Linked DNA regions of Homo sapiens: region 2 is linked to region 1. Evidence: chromatin contacts called from ENCODE POLR2A ChIA-PET data. All regions are on one chromosome and are shown on one strand. Each heading gives the region's core, a stretch centred on a gene start or an enhancer-like site at or near the end of the contact. The rest is flanking DNA. Distances are from core to core; before and after follow the strand shown.

Region 1 (4,006 bases), core at 578-3,077:
AAGGACTTGTTCCTAGTAGTGGACACTATGACCCTTTATATTTCCCCCACTTAAAGGACTAGGAATGGCCCCAAACATGTGCCTTTCCAGGACAGCAAATGAAATATCTTGGTGGGATAAATAAGCACTTGCACCCACATTTATTTCCTATCCCTGAAACTTCTCACACAGGGTATGAGCAGGTATGAACCCACCAGGAGTAGGGCATCAGATACTCCCAGGCTGCATCTTCCAAAATGACAGGGCAAAGTTAACTCTGATCTGTTCCCAAGTGGAGCAGAGACTGGCCACATACACAACGGCTGTCCCACCAAATCTTGCCAATGTAAAAGATAAAGAGCTTAAGGGATAAAAACTCAAGCTATGAAAAAGTCAACTGGGTCCCTAGTCAGGCTTAAATTATGGTGACACATTTTTCTCGAAGAAAAGGCACCGGGATCTGCCCTGAGAATCAGACTACTCAAGCAATGACTACTACTGATTCAGTAAACCGTGTTTAGCCACTGTTTAATGAAGAGCTCTCACAGACCCCTCCCCAGGACCCCCTCAGCCAGAGTATGCCCCCCTGCAAAGTCACCAAGCTTATAAAAGAATGACACTGCCCTAGGGCACTGGCTTGGCATGTAAAGACTACGCAGAAGGGGACTTCATAAAACAAGCTTTCTTGCACATGCAAAAGGCTGGGGTTTCCAGTTGACAGATGTAAAATCGAGCCCAAAGAAAAACCCCAAGTTTGAGGGAGGAGAAAAGCACAGAGCTGCCACGCCTAACCTACCTAATATTGAAAGGCCAAAGTGATTCGGAAGGGGCCCCTCTCGTACCCACGTGTAACTGTGCCCATGAGTAGACCCATGCCAGACAAGACTAAAAGACCCCAGCCCGAGAAACGTCCAAGGGCCCCGTTACCTTCCGCTTGAGCACATTCATCGGGAGGGAACAGGAGGGCGGCCTTGGGGCGTCAGCCCCCACCTTTTCCCTCTTCCCTTGCTCTGACCGACGTCTGGAGAGGAAGTGGGGAAGTGGAGAAATCTTCCCCGCTTCATGATCCGGCTTGTGCCCGTCACTTCCCAATTTCCGCTGGGTGCCAGGCCCAGGAGACCAGGAGAAGGCGCGCCCCCGGAACACTCGCAAGGCTCTCAGGCGCGTCCCCGGCCCCGTAGCTTGGCTCGCAGTGGCCGCCGCACCCACCCAGAGCCGCTTCCTCCTACTTGGTGGACGGTTCCTGGACCGCAGGGGAGGAGGGTGGCTCTACCCAACGCGCCCCCAACACCTCCGACCTGCTCCCGCGCACTTCCCCACCCCTCCCAACCGCGCAGTGACCGACCCCCGGGTAAGGGGCGTGGCTAACAGGCAGAGTGCCCCGAGCGCGCCCCCGCCCCCGAGCGCGCCTCCGCGTTACCTTTCACCACGTCACACTCGATGACGCGTCCGCGGCGCTCGAAGAGGCTGCGCAGTTCCTGGCTCGTGCATGCAGCCGACACATTGCCCACGAAAATCTTCCAAGTATTAAGAGGCCTTGGGCGCGACATCTCCACCACGAGCGCGCGCCCCGGCCGCAGCTCGTGGCCGTGCAGGGCTTCGATGGCGCGCAGCGCGCCCGCGTTCTCGCGCATGTGCACGAAGGCGAACTGTTTCATGACGGCGCAGCTCATGACCGTGCCGTAGGGCGCAAAGAGGGCTGCCAGCTCCTCCGGAGTCGTATCCGCCCCGTCGACGTTGCCCACGAATATCTTCATTTTGTCGCCGCAGCCACCTTCCTGGAGAGCCCGGACCTCTCCTCCAGCGACAGGCAAGACGTCCGAACGACCGGCAGTCCTCCTCAGGAATGGCTGGCGACCGAGAACCCCGCCGCGCAGGCGCCCTGGCCTAGCCAATGGGGACTCGCATCCCGCGCGTCCAGCGACCAATCAGAAACGCTGAGGGAAGATGTGCTCAGGCACAGCCAATCCCAGAGGGCCTAGAGCCCGCTCGTTAGCTGAGGGGGTGGGAAAGGGACGACCAACCGCCACAGCCCGTGGCGGGAGAGGGGGTTGGGAAGAAGAGGGAGGGCTGAAGAGAGGAGAACGCGCGCGAGCGGCGCCGGCGGCAGAGAGGCCTAGTCTGTAAGGCGGTCTCTGGCCCGGGTGGGGCTGGGACCGGCGGGCTCCCAGGAAAACTTTGTACAATTGGAAGTCAGGGCTCCTCCCATTCTGGAAGCCCTGTCCAAACCCGCGCCTGGGGGTTGCCGCGTGAGTGTACGGGGGAAGGCCGGGCCTGGCGGGAGAAACCAGGACAGGCGCCTTGAGTCGGCAAACGGCTCCCAGGACTGTGCTGAGCACCGCGAGGGGACCTGAGGCAGGCCCCGGAGAAGCCCTCGTGCCATTAATTGATTCTTTGGAAACATTCCCTGGGGTTGCTGAGGTCCTGGCAGCCGGTGAAAAATCAAAGGCCTCTGCCCTGATGGAATTCCCAGTCAAGAAATAATGGAATGACGTTATTGTATGTTGAAGGTTTTCATAATAAACAGTTTAATAAACGAGAAAATTAATTCTGCAGGAAGCAAAAGTTGAGCCTTAAAAAAAATTTTAGTCCGGGAGCGGTGGCTCACGCCTGTAATTCCAGCACTTTGGGAGACCAAGGCAAGCAGATCACCGGAGGTCAGGAGTTCAGGACCAGCCTGGCCAAAATGGTGAAACCCCGTCTCTACTAAAAATACAAAATTAGCCGGGTGTGGTGGTGCGCGCCTGTAATCCCAGCTACTTGGGAGGCTGAGGCAGGAGAATCACTTGAACCCGGAAGGCGGAGGTTGCAGTGAGCCAAGATCACGCCACTGCACTCCAGCATGGGCGACAGTGAGATTCCGTCTCAAAAATTTTTTTAAACAGATTTGAGTATGTAAATAAGATTGTTGCATGGCAGACAACATCAAAAACATAGACATGTGACAAACTCAGGGAAATATTTGCCTACGTGTTCAGTCAACAAATAGCACCTACCATGTGGACACCACCAAGAATATAGCAGTGAACAAAAAAAAATGACAGAAATCCCAACCTTCTTGGATCTTATGGTGGGGAGAAACAGGCAAGAAATAAGTAAAACATAAGCGTGTTAGATGGTGATGAGGACTTGGAGTAATCAAGGGAACTAAGCCATCCTCTGAGGGAAGATCATGCCGGCCAGAAAGTACAAGTCAAAGAGTGCTGGGGCAGAAGCAAATCTGGTTCAAGGAAGAGTCAAGAGCCAGTATGGGCCAGGCCCGGTGGCTCACGCCTGTAATCCCAGCACTTTGGGAGGCTGAGGCGGGCGGATCACCTGAGGTCAAGAGTTCGAGACCAGTCTGACCAACATGGTAAAACCCTGTCTCTACTAAAACTACAAAACATTAGCTTTGCGCAGTGGCAGTATCATAGCCAATGAGGTTTATCCGAGGCGCAATTATTGCTAATTGAAAACAAAACATTAGCCATGCATGATGACTGGCACCTGTAATCCCAGCTACTCAGGAGGCTGAGGCATTAAAATCACTTGAACCCAGGAGGTGGAGGTTGCAGTGGGCTGAGATCACGCCACCACACTCCATCCTGGCCAACAGAGCAGGACTCTGTCTCCAAAAAAAAAAAAAAAAAAGAGCCCAATATGGCCAGAACCTGGAACAGAGAGCAGAATAGGAGGGTGGGAGTTGTGTAGCACAAGGCCATTGAAATGGCATGTGCTTGGGCCAGGCGAGGTGGCTCACGCCTGTAATCCCAGCACTTTGGGAGGCTGAGGCGGGCGGATCATGAGGTCAGGAGATGGAGACCATCCTGGCTAACACGGTGAAACCCCGTCTCTACTAAAATACAAAAAATTAGCCGGGCATGGTGGCGGGGGCCTGTAGTCCCAGCTACTAGGGAGGCTGAGGCAGGAGAATGGCGTGAACCCGGGAGTTGGAGCTTGCAGTGAGCCGAGATCGCGCCACTGCACTCCAGGCTGGGCGACAGAGCGAGACTCCGTCTCAAAAAAAAAAAAAAAAAGAAAGAAAGAA
Region 2 (4,476 bases), core at 265-2,764, 390 kb before region 1:
TTACAGGCGTGAGCCACCGCGCCCGGCCGCCTCTTCCTCTTATAAGGACACCAGTCTTGTTGGATTAGAGCCCCACTCTTATGACCTTGTTTAACCTTAATTACCTCTGAAAAGCCTTATTTCCAAAAATAGTCACATTGGGGTAGAGCTTTAACGTGGATTTTGGGGGACACATGAAGTCCTAACACCGACCTTGCACCCTATGCCTCGCCCGGTGCCCATGCCTTGGATCTCCCTGGTGGCACTGCCCTTTGGGGTTGACCTCTGGTTACCTTGCTTTGGACACTTGCCTGCCCTACCCAGTCTATCATGGACCTTGTTTGACACAGCATTTTAGGGCCAGCCTGGAGGAGGATGGGGCTACACACTGTACTCCACTGGACAGGGAGATCTCATGCCCTCCAGAACTTTGTCATCTGCCTCGATAGTGCTTTCCCCATCTGCCTAACTCATACTCAACTCGGCTGAGACCCCTCTTCATCTCACATGCCATTTCTACCCACTGCCCGTTGCCCCCATGGCTGGGTTCAGAGTCCTTTATATATGCCTTTATCTTAACCAATTAGAGCTCCTACCATCCCCTATCACAATGGCCAACCTTGTGCCTGTTGGAACCACTAGTCCATTTTTGATGTCAGGGGCATTCAGTAACATTATTTATTTATTTATTCGTTTATTTATTTTGAGACAGTCTTGCTCTGTCATTCAGACTGGAGTGCAGTGGCGTGATCTCAGCTCACTGCAACCTCTGCCTCCCGAATTCAAGCAGTTCTGTGCCTTGGCTCCCGGAGTAGCTGGGATTACAGGCACCTGCCACCACTCCTGGCTAATTATTTTTGCATTTTTAGTAGACAGGGTTTCGCCATGTTGGTCAGGCTGGTCTCGAACTCCTGACTTCAGGTGATCTGTCCACTTTGGCCTCCCAAAGTGCTGGGATTACAGGTGTGAGCCACCGAACAAGGCCAGTAACATTTTTAAATTACAGAAGTAATACACTTATATCCTCACTGTGCCAAAAATCAAACAAATGGCTGTAGTTTAAGATCCTAAAGATAAGAATTGGTATGAAAAACGTAACCTTTTCTAACTCTCTAATAACCAAACTCATCTCACCAGCCTGACCTACACAGAGACTTTTTGTAGTCTTTGAGAAAATTTTTCCCATATTTTTGGCCTTGACTAACAGTGGGAAATCCAGTGCACTTTGAAACCAGCACAACATTTAATCAATAATCATGTAGCAAAAGTTTCATAAAGTAATACTCTGTTACTTGATTTGATTCTATTGTATTTTGTCAACCCACTGAATTTCATGAAACCAGTTTTTCTCCCTGCCCCTTATCCTCTTGTGCCAGGGCAGAGCCAAGCACCGCAGGTTTAAGTTGGTCCTAACATTAGGAAGGGGGCACCTAGTCCCCACACCTTTCTCTGTCCTTCCCCTGAGGGCCTCTTGCCTCTCAGCTCCTGGACATTGGCCTTTGTCCCTGCTGGCCAGGGTCTGACGAGACCTCTGTTAACAGGTAGGCAGGCCACATGAGGGCGGGCAGCGGCCTCCCTTCCTGGTGCCAGGTCCTCTAGTCCTGCAACCCTCTCCCATCCTTATGAGGCTCGAGAAACATTTAGAAGCCCTTCCGTCTCCATGGGATACAAGGGTGGTGGCAGGGGTCCCCCTGCAGTTTCCTGAGGCCTGAGGACCCAGACTCAGCCTCCTGACCTTTCTGGTTTTATTTTTTTATTTCTGGTTTTTCGGGCATGGCTAAGTTATTCTCCCAGGGGCTTGAAGGCACTCAGCACTCCCGGGGGCAGGGCCCGGGGAGGTGAGCATGGAGAGAATGTCGGGTTGGGGCAAGGCCTCAGGCTACCTCAGAAACAGGAAAATGTGCCTACCTGCCCCCAGCTTCTTCTATTCCTATGTGGCTGCTGTACACCTTTGGCTGTGAGCCTGTAGCTCTTTTCTCAACAAACCTCTTCTCCCTCAACAGCCCAGCCATGAAAGGCTCCTACATGGGAGGCTTGTTCTCAAGGCCATTGTTCCTGCTGTGGGCTTTGAAAAAGTCTAATTTGAAAAGCATAGCTTAGCAACGACTTCTTTGTTCCCCTGCATCCGCCCTCCCAGGAGGTAGTGCTGGGAGAGCTGGTCCAGTGGCCAGTGTCTCTGTGCTGCGGGTGGGGCAGCTGCAGGGAAGAGAGGAATGAAAGGAAAAACACAAAAAAACCCCACAGAATCAAAATAATACTCGTTCATGCAGATCCGTCAAAGTCTTATCCACTCCCCCATCCTCCCGCTTTGCCCTGGAAAGGTAAGATGCTTATCAGGTTGCTGGGCTGTGGAGACCTTTCAGGTGTTGTTTATGTATTTGCATATATGTAAGCATATGCACACGGATTTGTGTGGGTACGTGTGTGTGAGTACGTGTGTGTGTGTGTGTGTGTGTGTGTGTGTGTGTGTGAGAGTGTATATAGTTGGTGGTCGTGGTTTTTATTTTTATTTTTGTGAGACAGGGCCTCACTCCATCACCCTGGTTGGAGTGCAGTGGCGTGATGATAGCTCACTGTAGCCTCGAACTCCTGTGTTCAAAGGATCCTCCCTCCTTAGCCTCCCAAGTAGCTGGGACTACAGGCATGTGCCACCATGCTCGGCTAATTTTTTTTTCTTTTTTGTAGAGACAGTGTCTTGCTATGTTGCCCAGGCTGGTCTCAACCTTCCAGGCTCAAGAGATCCTTCTGCCTCGGGCTTCCAAGTAGCTGCGACTACAGGTGTGTACCACCATGTCCAGCTAATTAAAAAAAATTTTTTTTTTTGGTAGAGATGGGTGTCTCACCATATTGCCCAGGCTAGTTTTGAACTCCTGGACTCAAGGGGTCCTCCCACCTTGGCCTCCCAAAGTGTTGAGATTACAGGCCTCAGCCACTGCACCCAGCCTGTTGTTGTTTAAAGCAGCTTACTTGGGTTCAAATCCTCACTCTGCTATTTATTAAGTGTGCAATCTTGAAAAAGTTACTTAACCCCTCTCTGCCTCAGTTTTTCTCATCTGTAAAATGGGGATAATAATAGTAATTAACTCACAGAGTTGTGAAAATTACATTTTGAGAGAGGCTGGCACATGAGTGCTGCACAGTGTTAACGGGGATCATTGCTCTATTTGCACTGTAAACGCGCCTCAGGCTTTTTCGTCATTCGCAGAGTATTTCATTGTGTATGTGCATCCTAGTCTCCTATTGATGGACTAAGGTTGTTTCTGATTTTTGTTATTACAAATAATGCAGCAAGGAACACACTGGGTATGTGCATTTTTATCTTAAAAGTCATAGGCTGGGCGTGATGGCTCATGCCTGTAATCCCAGCACTTTGGGAGGCTGAGGCAGGTGGATCACGAGGTCAGGAGAGCGAGACCAGCCTGGTCAACACAGTGAAACCCCGTCTGTATTAAAAATACGAAAATTAGCCAGGCATGGTGCAGATCAGGTCAAACCCAAAGCTGAGCAATGATTTCTTTGGTCCCCTTGTTGCTTGGTGGCACACTCCTATAGTCCCAGCTACTTCAGAGGCTGAAGCATGAGAATTGCTTGAACCAGGGAGGCAGAGGTTGCAGTGAGCCAAGATCGTGCCACTGCACTCCAGCCTGGGCAACAGAGCAAGACTCTGTCTCACAAAAAAAGAAAAAAAAGAAAAAAGAAAAAGAAAAGAAAACTTATAGCCAAATTGCCTCCTCCAAAGGTGGTACCATTTTATCTGCCTACACCACTCATTTCCCCATGCCCTCTTCAACACGGGACGTCATCAATTTTCTCTAACTTTTACCAATCTCATTGGGAGAAATGATGGTTTATTGTTGTTTTCATTTGCATTCTTTGATGACAGGGTGGTCAGGCATCTCTTCATGTGCGTATTGACCTGTTTGTCTCCTCCTCTGTGAACTTGCCATTTCCTTCCTTTGCCCATTTTCCTGCTGGATTGTTTTCTACTGGGTTAAAAAAAAAATTATAGGCCGGGCGCAGTGGCTCACGCTTGTAATCCCAGCACTTTGGGAGGCCGAGGTGGGTGGATCATGACTTAAGAGATTGAGACCATCCTGGCCAACATGGTGAAACCCCGTCCCTACTAACAATACAAAATTTAGCTGGGCGTGGTGGCGGGTGTCTGTAATCCCAGTTACTCAGAAGGCTGAGGCAGGAGAATCGCTTGAACCCAGGAGGCGGAGGTTGCAGTGAGCCGAGATCGTGCCACTGGACTCCAGCCTGGCGACAAAGCGAGACTCCATCTGAAAAAAAAAATTATAGGCATTCTTATGTTTTCTGCCTATAAATGCTCTCCTCACTGCAGCCTCAACCTCCTGAACTCAAGGGATCCTCCCACCTCAGCCTTCTGAGTAGGTGGGACTCTAGGCGGATGCCACCACGCCCGGCTAATTTTATTTTTTGTATAGATGAAGTGTCCTTGTATTTTCTCCCAGGCTGTCTCTTGTCTGTTTTCTT

The links. ChIA-PET counts read pairs that join two places held with the same protein, here RNA polymerase II (POLR2A).
Region 2: POLR2A ChIA-PET joins it to region 1 with 15 read pairs in PC-9. The contact joins the enhancer-like site here to the promoter of RBM14-RBM4 in region 1. POLR2A ChIA-PET finds 5 or more read pairs at or near these places in 2 of 52 experiments (H1 and PC-9).

What each region holds. Positions count from the first base shown.
Region 1 is chr11:66,614,451-66,618,456 of GRCh38, reverse strand. RBM14-RBM4 (RBM14-RBM4 readthrough) reads right to left here and starts at 1,827. Exons shown (of 2, transcript NM_001198846.2): 1 at 1,400-1,827. The coding sequence starts at 1,736. RBM14 (RNA binding motif protein 14) reads right to left here and starts at 1,827. Exons shown (of 3, transcript NM_006328.4): 1 at 1,400-1,827. The coding sequence starts at 1,736. It also overlaps the pseudogene RNU4-39P. RefSeq lists enhancers at 1,582-1,811, 944-1,877, 2,242-2,351.
Region 2 is chr11:67,000,074-67,004,549 of GRCh38, reverse strand. No RefSeq gene overlaps it. Among named protein-coding and RNA genes, the nearest start is that of SYT12, 21 kb to the left of the region's middle. RefSeq lists an enhancer at 1,689-2,348. Within about 2 kb of position 1,514, at least 2 of the 41 ENCODE cell types and tissues checked have a DNase peak (open chromatin) inside an H3K27ac peak, as active enhancers do.